Regions from separate parts of the Homo sapiens genome. Here region 1 is linked to region 2. A link is a contact called in ENCODE Hi-C or POLR2A ChIA-PET data. All regions are on one chromosome and are shown on one strand. The core of a region is the stretch at or near the end of the contact, and the rest is flanking DNA. Distances in the headings are between cores, read along the strand shown. Region 1 holds the start of ZBTB11-AS1 (ZBTB11 antisense RNA 1). Region 2 has its middle 76 kb from the start of ABI3BP.

What was found. Hi-C counts contacts between places; a loop is a spot of excess contacts on that map. ChIA-PET counts read pairs that join two places held with the same protein, here RNA polymerase II (POLR2A). Pooled maps may share reads with other maps.
Region 1: a pooled map shows a loop between it and region 2 (11-fold over the local background). The contact joins the promoter of ZBTB11-AS1 here to the enhancer-like site in region 2. A Hi-C loop is called at or near these places in 7 of 50 pooled maps. POLR2A ChIA-PET finds 5 or more read pairs at or near these places in 2 of 52 experiments (K562 and activated CD4-positive, alpha-beta T cell).

Annotation. Positions count from the first base shown.
Region 1 is chr3:101,673,427-101,678,343 of GRCh38, forward strand. It overlaps ZBTB11-AS1 (ZBTB11 antisense RNA 1), which reads left to right and starts at 3,004. Exons shown (of 1, transcript NR_024407.1): 1 at 3,004-4,917. ZBTB11 (zinc finger and BTB domain containing 11) reads right to left here and starts at 3,706. Exons shown (of 11, transcript NM_014415.4): 1 at 3,179-3,706. The coding sequence starts at 3,488. LOC124906262 (endogenous retrovirus group K member 5 Gag polyprotein) reads left to right here and starts at 3,019. Exons shown (of 3, transcript XM_047449415.1): 1 at 3,019-4,812. RefSeq lists enhancers at 450-950, 2,844-3,398 and a silencer at 2,758-3,127.
Region 2 is chr3:101,067,616-101,072,211 of GRCh38, forward strand. No RefSeq gene overlaps it. Among named protein-coding and RNA genes, the nearest start is that of ABI3BP, 76 kb to the left of the region's middle. Within about 2 kb of position 2,824, at least 6 of the 41 ENCODE cell types and tissues checked have a DNase peak (open chromatin) inside an H3K27ac peak, as active enhancers do.

The sequences.
Region 1 (4,917 bases), core at 1,754-4,253, 610 kb after region 2:
GAAAAGGTTATGAGGTAAAATGATAGAGGTATGGTATAGAGAATATTCCTGAAAAGTGTTTTAAAATGTCGAATTATACAAAGCTCCTTACACTTTTTTTTTTTTGAAATGGAGTCTCTCTCTGTTGCCCAGGCTGGAGTGCAGTGGTGGGATCCCGGCTCACTGCAACCTCCGCCTCCTGGGTTCAAGTGATACTCCCACCTCAGCCTCCCGAGTAGCTGGGATTACAGGCGCCCGCCACCACACCTGGCTAATTTTTTGTATTTTTAGTAGAGATGGGGTTTCACTATTTTTGCCAGGCTGGTCTCAAACTCCTGACCTCAAGTGATCTGCCCGCCTTGGCCTCCCAAAGTGCTGGGATGACGGGCATGAGCCACCTTGCCTGGCCACCAAGTTCCTTATACTTTCAATCTTCAAATAGTATTCAAGCAATATTTTCCAAATTGTATTATGTCCCACACTGATTATAAAAGTATACACTGAAGTCATAAATTCAGAAAAATTTTAGCTATATGCAATTGACATTTATTATTAGAACCTCTGACTTCTACGGTGAAGAAACCTGTTTAACCTAGGAATTTGTCAAATTTATGGATTCACAGAGACTGTTTTTTTTTTTTTTTGCAGAACATAAACAATGGGGCTTGGGGCGTGGCTCACACACTTTGGGAGGCTGAGGTGGGCGGATCATTTGAGGTAAGAAGTTCGAGACAAGCCTGGCCAACAGAGCAAAACAAAAATTAGCTAGGTGTGGAGGCACGCGCCTGTAGTCCCAGCTACTCCGGAGGCTGAGGCACCAGAATCACGTGAGCCTGGGAGGCGAAGGCTGCAGTGAGCCGAGATCGCGCCACTGTGCTCCGGCCTGGGTGACAGAACAAGACTCTGTCTCAAAGAAAAAAAGAGAAGAAAAGAAAGAAAGGAACAATGGGTTCGAGTTAAATATAACTTTATCAAAAAAGCATTTATATGAGTGTAGATTTAGAGACCAAAAGAGGTTGTATTGGCCGGGCGCTGTGGCTTACACCCGTAATCCCAGCGCTTTGGGAGGTCGAGGTGAGCAGATCATCTGAGCTCAGGAGTTCGAGCCCAGCCTGGCCAACATGGTGAAACCCCGTCGCTACTAAAAATAGAAAAATTAGCTGGGCGTGGTGTAATCCCAGCTACTCTGGAGACTGAGGCACCAGAATCGCTTGAACCCGGGAGGTGGAGTTGCAGTGAGCCGATATCGCGCCACTGCACTCCAGCCTGGGCAACAGAGTGACTCTGTCTCAATAAATAAATAAATAAAATAAATAAATAAATAAATAAACATCGTCTCAGGTTTTTGCCTTTTAAGACACTGCACACTAAAAATTAAAAAAAAAACAACTGGATTAGAATCACTCACAGATAATGAACTTAGAAAAAGAAAAATTCTGAACACAAAATACCACATAACACTGGGTTAAGAAAAGTGTGAGATCACAAAGGTCAGCTGTGTGACTTTTGTTGTGTTATTTAACATCCTAGTGCTTTTAGTTTTTTCATCTGTAAAACAGATAGAGGCTGAAAAGGGAGGATCATCTGAGCCTAGGAGGTCGAGGCTACAGTGAGCTGTGATCGTTGTCACTGCACCAAGCAAGACCCCCTACGCTCTGTCTCCAAAAAAGGGAGATAAGTATTAAGGTTTTATGAAGGTTAAATAAATGTCAAGGGCTAACGACTACATCCTGCATATACAAGCTTGATCAATGTTACCTATAGTTACAATTATCATCTTTAACAAATCCTGAAGTATTAAATCTGAGACATTTGTTCAACAAACTAATGTCTACCCAAACCCATCCAAACAAAATGCACTGATTACTTCATTACCTCATAATTTAATCTTCGCATTTGTCTGTCCTTACAGGAATTTAATTCAGATATTGGTTTAAAGTGGAAAATAAATGGAAGAATTTGATTATCCAATAGTTCGTAAACGAATAAACTTGATGATGTTTATAAACCGAAAAGAACTTTAGAAACTATTCAGTAATTTCGTTATTCACAGACGAAGTAACCAAGATTTGAATGAAATAACTTTTCTGTAGCCATATTGGAGAGTGACAGCACTGTTCCTAACAAAATTTCTTAAATGGGACTATAAACTATTAACTAATTCTGACAGTTTGAATATTCATTAACTGTGGAGAGTGAAGATGGTTAAGAAGCCAAGGACACTTGCTATCCTCCCTTACAACTGGTTCCCAAGGAGTCAAGTAACTTCAGAGCTGTATTTTTTGACAATCAAAAAGTCACAGTAATCGTACCTTTTCTGCGTATATACAATGCTACACAGTTCCCAAACGCGTTTTTCACATCATTAGGGGAAAGATTATTAAAACATTCAGAGTTACGAATATCAAGCTGGGCGCCGTGGCTCATGCCTGAAATCCCAACACTTTGGGAGGCCGAGGCGGGAGGATGGCTTGAGGCCAGATGGAGACCAGCTTGGGGAACGAGGCGAGACCCGTGTCTACTCAAACACCCCGCCCCCGCAAAACCAAACAACAAAAACAGTAACTGATATCTTTTACATTTACTTCTTGTTCTTAAAAAAAAACGCTCAAGGCGATTTCTCAATCACTCCTTATCACTTCTGCAAATAATTGTATTATTCCTTATTTACGCAGCAGCGGCAAAATTTGAGGAACACTAGCGAATGTGTCCAGAGCAGCTCATACTCGCTCGCCAAAACCCAAGCGCAGCACTAAAGAAACGGGAGACCCGGCTTCGGGTGACTCGTCCCCCCTTCCAAACGTCAGCACAGTCGAAAACGTGCACCCCGCAGCCTCCACTGCCGCGAGCCACACGCCACCTCCAGAGGGCCGGGGCCTACAGCCTCAAGGGGCCGCCCAAGGAGGCGGACCTGGCGCAGCCCAGGCGTCCGGCCCCTCCCCGCGGCTGGCCCGGCCTCCGGGGAAGCCCCCTTGGTCCCACCCAGGGCCAGGGCCCGCCCCCAGCTTCGCCGGCCTCCTTCCTGTGGGAAGTGCGGCTCCTTTCGCGTCCCCCACCCTCTCGGCTCCGCCTGGCAGCAGCTCCGCCGCCCAGAGGCGTCCGAGACCCTCCGACTCGTGGGTACGCATAGGCCTCGCCAGCGAGCCTTGCCCAGGCAACGAGTCGCCAGCCCGCCCCCTCGCCGCGGGCTAGGTCTCACCTCGCCACCAGTACGTCTTGGACAAGTAGTGCCAGGTCTGATGCCGGGTGTGGTGAGTGCCGCCGGGACCCAGGTGCGCCGCCTCGATGAGGTCCCGGCGTCGCTCCGGCTGCAGCACCACCTCCAGCTCCGCGAAGGTCTTGCGGTGCCGCTGCCGCCGCTGGTAATACAGAGTCCCGCCGCGCACCACGTAGCAGGCGGCAGCTTTTCGGATTTTACGCTTGACATTGCCCTCGGTGCCCGGCGCATACGGCTCGCGCTCGTTCGTCAGGTAACGCAGGATGGCCCGGTAGCTTTCCTCGCTTGACATCGCGGACCGCGGCTCCCTGAGGGCGCCTGTCAGGGACAGGTGAGGAAAACGGCCCGCTACCTACGGGCGGCTGCAGGAGGAGCGGCGGCACCGTAGGGAGAAACGGCTGCGCCTTTGGCGAGCGCTCTTCGACGGCTCCCTTAGTCCGAAGGAAAAGCGGGCGAGTTGGTAACCAGGGGGAACTGCACTTCTCCAGCGCGCGGGATCCGCTGGCGACTGACAAAATGGCTGCTGCACCACCGGAAGTGACGCAAGGCAAGGGCGGGGACTGAGCCCTGATTGGAGCGCACTCTCGTTTTCTGGCTTGATGGAGCCGATCCAGTGACGTCAGGAATGCGGGTGGACATTTTGGAAGCGGGTAGGACCCTTCACTGCAGTTCGAGGGAGTCTTTAAGCAGACATCTTAAGTCCTGGCAGTTTCTCTTTTCATTTTTCCCTTTTCCACGCTTTCTAAGGAGCCACGTGTAGGGGGAGCTGGTGGACAGTTGAGAGTTCAGCCGAAACATCCAGAGGGTTAGGAGTCCGTTTTTACGTTTGAGACTCCCAACATCATAAAAGCATATTTTCAGGCTTCTGGAAAAATATTAGTCTCTTGACACGGGACCAGAGACAGCCCATTTACATGGAAATTTAGATTCCAGTTAACAGTTATAAAATTTTCAGTGCCTCCCTCAGTGATGAGTTATTGTTTCTAAACTTGCACCTGCTAGCTCCAGACTACTCAAGGAAGAGTCGAGATTCTTTTGGAATTATCAGCATTTATAGTCAATGTTATTGCGAGTGGAAAAGGGGGTCGGTAACACTATTTTAAGGCTTTATTTACATATATTTTTACACAAACGTAGGGGAAAAGGTTCTCCATTTTGCACCAAATATATATGAGGGTGCAAGAAGGGGAGCGGACTTGAGCTGCGTCTCCCAGTGCGTGCTGAGGATGCTAATACAGGTATTTAGCTGGTAATCCCGGAGCAGCGACCCCGGTCACCCTTTCCTGGGACGAATCTGCAGCGCTCACAGGGGCCCAGGGCTGACATCCCTCCTCGGGGACTGGGGTTGGACACTGTCGCCGCTTTGCTAAAGCCAGAACATTTCAGGCCGAGGGCTCCAGCTGCAGACACGGCCTAGTACACTTCTCCACCGGAGGGTCTGTAGTCTCTGGGTGAGGCCCTTTGACGCTCCTAGAAGTAGCTGACGGGCAGACAGGTGAATACAGTAGGCTCGAAAACAGAATCATACAGCCAGCCTCTGGTGTTAGGGGCGTGTTTTTGTGTGTGTGCACACGCAGTAATTCCCGGATGGCCCGGACATCCTTGAAAGATTCCAGGTGCGGGGACATGAGCTCTCAAGGCCCAGAAGAAAAAAGAAACTACCAGGCTTGGGATCTACTTAGTTGCTGAGTTTGCCACTATAGCTCAAAGGAGGAATTTAA
Region 2 (4,596 bases), core at 1,574-4,073:
TATTGACCTTGAAGAACAAGAATGAATAAATTAAGCATTAAATTATAAAATTACAACTAGATTAAAAGCAGAAATTTATAGAGACAAAGAGAAAAAGAGAGAAAGCAGTGAAATACAAAAAAAAGTAGAATGGACATGTAATTGATAAACAACTAAATAATTAGTTCTTCTGAAAAATCCTATAAAAAGTTGTCTAGAATATAAACAACAGGATTTTTAAATTTAAGTACTGGTTCTAAAGTTCATTTGGGAAAAAAAGCCACTTATAAAAATAAAAAAAAGTTGAACAACGGAGTAAAAAAGGATACTGACCCAGCCAAATATGATAAATCATAAATGTATTTCTCATATACTATAATCTCTATGTTCTGTTCAGTGTCTTTGTTCTTAGGTGGCATAATAATACTACATCATATTATGAGGTTTTGCCATGTTGCCCAGGCTGGTCTGGAACTCCTGGCCTCAAGTGATTCACCTGCCTTGGCCTCTCAAAATGCTGAGATTATAAGCTTGAGCCACCATATCCAGCCAGCTCGTTTTCTTAAGAGGAAGTTTAGTTGATAGAGAATTAGGGATTTCATCTGAAAAGAAGTAAAGGTAATTTATACATATTGGGGAAATTTTGGCATGACCTGATGCTTTCAGGTATTTATAACCCAGATCTCTTTATAAGTATTTCTTTATTCATTCCACTCTATTTGAGGGCCTATCATATGCCCAACACTTTATACAGCCTTGGGAATACACAGTTGAGAATAGCACAGGGATACTCCCTGCATTCAGAGAGCATACAGTTTGAGGGTAGGACAGACATTAAATAAAGGACACAATCTGTAGGTGAATTTAAGGAAAGAACCAAGATGGGATTAAACACTATTCTGCTTCTTACTGACTGGTGACTATATTTCATCATGATATTAACAGCATTATAAAACACCTAGGAAAAGTCAACAAATTATAATACATTTCAGTCTGTCAAGCAGTTTTGTTTAAGGCAGCTTTAAAAAATCCTGACGTCTAGGACACAACCAAGACCAGATAAGGCAGACTTTGGGGTGGGACCCAGGCATCAATATTATTAAAGCTTTCCAGGTGATTCCAATGTGCAGCCAAGGTTGAGAATCACCGATTTCAGGGGAAGTTTACACGTTTTTAATTTCTTTTGTATAAACATATAAACTTATTTTCCATTTTATCTAATATCCAAAGGCCTTCTAATTCATATGCCCACTTAGTCACAGAAAATATTTATGCCTCATCACCAAGTGTAAAATTTCTGGGTGGGGACATAACCTGAGCTAAGTAGCTGGAATATAAAACTGGCTATTTCTAATAGTAATCTCAAAAAAAAGGAGGCAAGTTGTTTATTTAATACTTATTTTGGCTATTACTTTATGCTTAAAAGTCCAATATAATTACATGTGATGCTAAACAAGAGTCATGTGTATCTGAGTATTGCATCATTGAGGGTAACTGCCACACCTCCCTATAGTTACAGGCTAATGTTCCTACCTAAAGCAAAATATTAAACTGATCCTCTACAATTCTTCTTATGTTGCAGGGTTTATCTAACATGCTTATGGACAGGGACAAGCATTAGGATTGAAAGAACCACTCCAAACACTATAAACAGAATATTAAAAATCTTATTGTTACCAAATAGGCAAAAGAAAAATAACATAAGCAAAGACTAGAGGTTTTCCAAAGTTTTCCTCAGTTATTTTATTCTTTGATTATAAGGCCATCTCAGGCTGTAATGTTTGGAATTTGGCCTGTTGGCCTCCAAAACCAAGGGCAAGCCATCTGGCTCCAAGCACAATGAGCTCCAATTATGGCACCATTGAATTTTTTTCTCTTTCTTTTTCCTTTGTGGATAAGACTAAGTTTTGCCATTTTGTTCTCAAGTTTCTAAGTTTTATTTTTGCTTTAGGACTCTCCCCACAGCAGCAATTCTTGCAATTACACGTTTATGTTCTGAACTCACAAGTAAATCCTATAAAAATACTCCCTTATCCCATGTTAATTACTCAAAAATCAAACCAAAGGAGCAAGTCCGTAGTAGCAAAGGGTTTTCTGCAAAGCAGAAGATACATGAAGGAATTCCTTACGGCTCCATCCTACTTTATAATCAGGGTGTGATTTTACAGCATTTAGAAAGAAATAAACAAAGGATACATCATTCTTTAAAACTTTATTTTGTCTCCTTATTTCCAAGAGTCAAATAACTACAGAACCATGAAAATTGACTCAACAAATCCTACAGCAACTCCTCTTTGTCAGGTCCCATGTTAGAACCAGAGTTTACAACACAGTATGAGAGAAGCGAGAACCTGCCATCATGGACTGTAAAGCCATAAAGTAAATAACAGAAATATAAATGACTTCATGTGTAAAGAGAAGTCATTAAGCAACCTTATTGCTCCAAATTCCATTGCTTTTTACCCTGCTCCCCAGCTCCTAAATTATCACACAAGATCATGTTCTCCCTCTCTCCCTCCTCCTCCCCTTCTGCTCTGTAGTTTAAAGCTCAACTTAACTTCTAATTCTTTAAACTCCATCCTGTTATCTTCTTTAGGGGCTGAATGGGCTGAATGGGAGAAGGGTGTGTGATTTCCTTGTGTATTGGTGAGGTGCAAAGAATGGAAACAAACTCTATCTTATTTAAGCAGGAAAAAAATGACATGAAAGGATATTGGAATTTCACATTCCTTGGGAAGTTAAACAAGCAGGAACAAAGGAAAGCTCTGCAGCCATGGCCACAGCCAGAGATGCAGCACAGAGCCTCCAGGTGAGGACACGCTGCCCCTACCCTGACACGTGCACCCAGCACCGGACCCACCACCAGAGGGCACTCCTGCTGCTGCCCTCCAGGAACTCCTCCCTATTTATGCCTCCGCAGCTTCTTTAACTCCAGATTTAAAAATTCCAGGCACTACATTAGATAGACCTAATTCCATGGGAGCTACAAAAGCAATTTCTGAGAATTTTCTGTTTCTACGGTGGTAAGGAATCTTCTGTGTCTATAGGGGGTGGACTCTGCTTCCCACCAAGACTTTTATGGCAGGGAATTTCCAAAATAGAGAAAAGGAGGTAAAATGCTGGAGACTTTTGCTTTTGCTTTTGTTTTTTTAATGACAAGCAGTCCCTCTTCCACAAATTTCTCAGGTAATTGTTCAGAAAATGTCTTGTGGACATATTCTCCTTTCCTGATTCCCATCTAAGGGAATTGGATTTTTATGGTCATCCCTAAGTAAATAGCCTGTCTAATTTCACAGAGAAGTCTAAACTTCCTGTTATCCAAATGCTACTCCCTGGGAGTCCTCTACCTTACCCAAGGCTGAAAGGACAGAATATTTTTTCTGGGTGATTTTCCCCACACAACCCTATCCACTACAAAATGGCCTCCACTTCACACTCAACTTCCTGCATTATTTTAAAATCTAGCTCAGGGCAAAAGTACACTGGGTTTCATTACTGTGTGAGATACCATCATCTTCCTCTTTCCTTCCTTTGTTGGCCCAAGAGCCGTGTCTAGTGTACTTTGAATTTTCCTTCTTTCATCAGGCCTCTGACCATTTTCCCTTCCATGAGTACAATTTCTAAGTAGTCATGATGTTACGTGCAGATAGATTCATCAAATAAGGAGAAGCCACCTAACACAAAGTCTAAGACTTTATAAAGTAAGCAGCAATGACCTTGGTTAATTCTAGAAAATAGTTGATGTCTGAGTTCCTCCGAGGTCTCCCAAGCCACCTGCTTTCCTCCCACATCTGATACTCCTCACCCCCAACCCCTTTTGCTTAATATCCTCCAGAAATAATCTGGAACTCAATAATACTAATAGGTGAATGATTGACACTAAAAGAAATCCATCTTTGAGAACTCCTCAAGTGCTTTAGGGCTTTTCTGAAAAATACTTTCCCTCCAACAGTGAAGATTCAAAACTAACCAAAGATCTCTGCATTTCCTTTTTCTATGTGTCCACAAATTATTTCTAATAAAAGGTCCAAGATAAGAATCAAACACCAATGACAGATATTTTGGATAAAATCTGTAATTCGATTATTGGTTGCTGAAATTTTGATTGACTTTTTCCCTCAGTCATGATTTTATTACAAACTTTCCCCAAAGAGTTACCAGCCCCTACAATTAAGAGTTACATACCAAGTTTACTTTAACAAAAAATCCTGAAACAAAAGTCACTGCGATTTCTGGCTAATTTTATCACTTAGGTGTATAATGCCCAATAACCTGATCCCCTCACTCAATACAATAGCCTAATTGACAGTACAAGCTCAGCCGGGCACGGTAACTCATGCGTGTAATCCCGGCACTTTGGGAGGCCAGAGTAGGAGGATTGCTTGATCTAAGGAGTTTGAGAACAGCCTGAGTAAAATAGTGAGACACTCAACTCTACAAAAAAACTAATAATAATTAGCTGGGTGTGGTGGTGCACACTTGTAGCCCCAGCTACTTGGGAGGCTGAGACAGGAGGATTGCTTGAGCCCAGGTGATTGTAGCTGCAGTGAGCTATGATCATATATCACCACACTCTAACCTGGGCAACAGAGCAAGACTTGGCCTCAAAAAATAAAA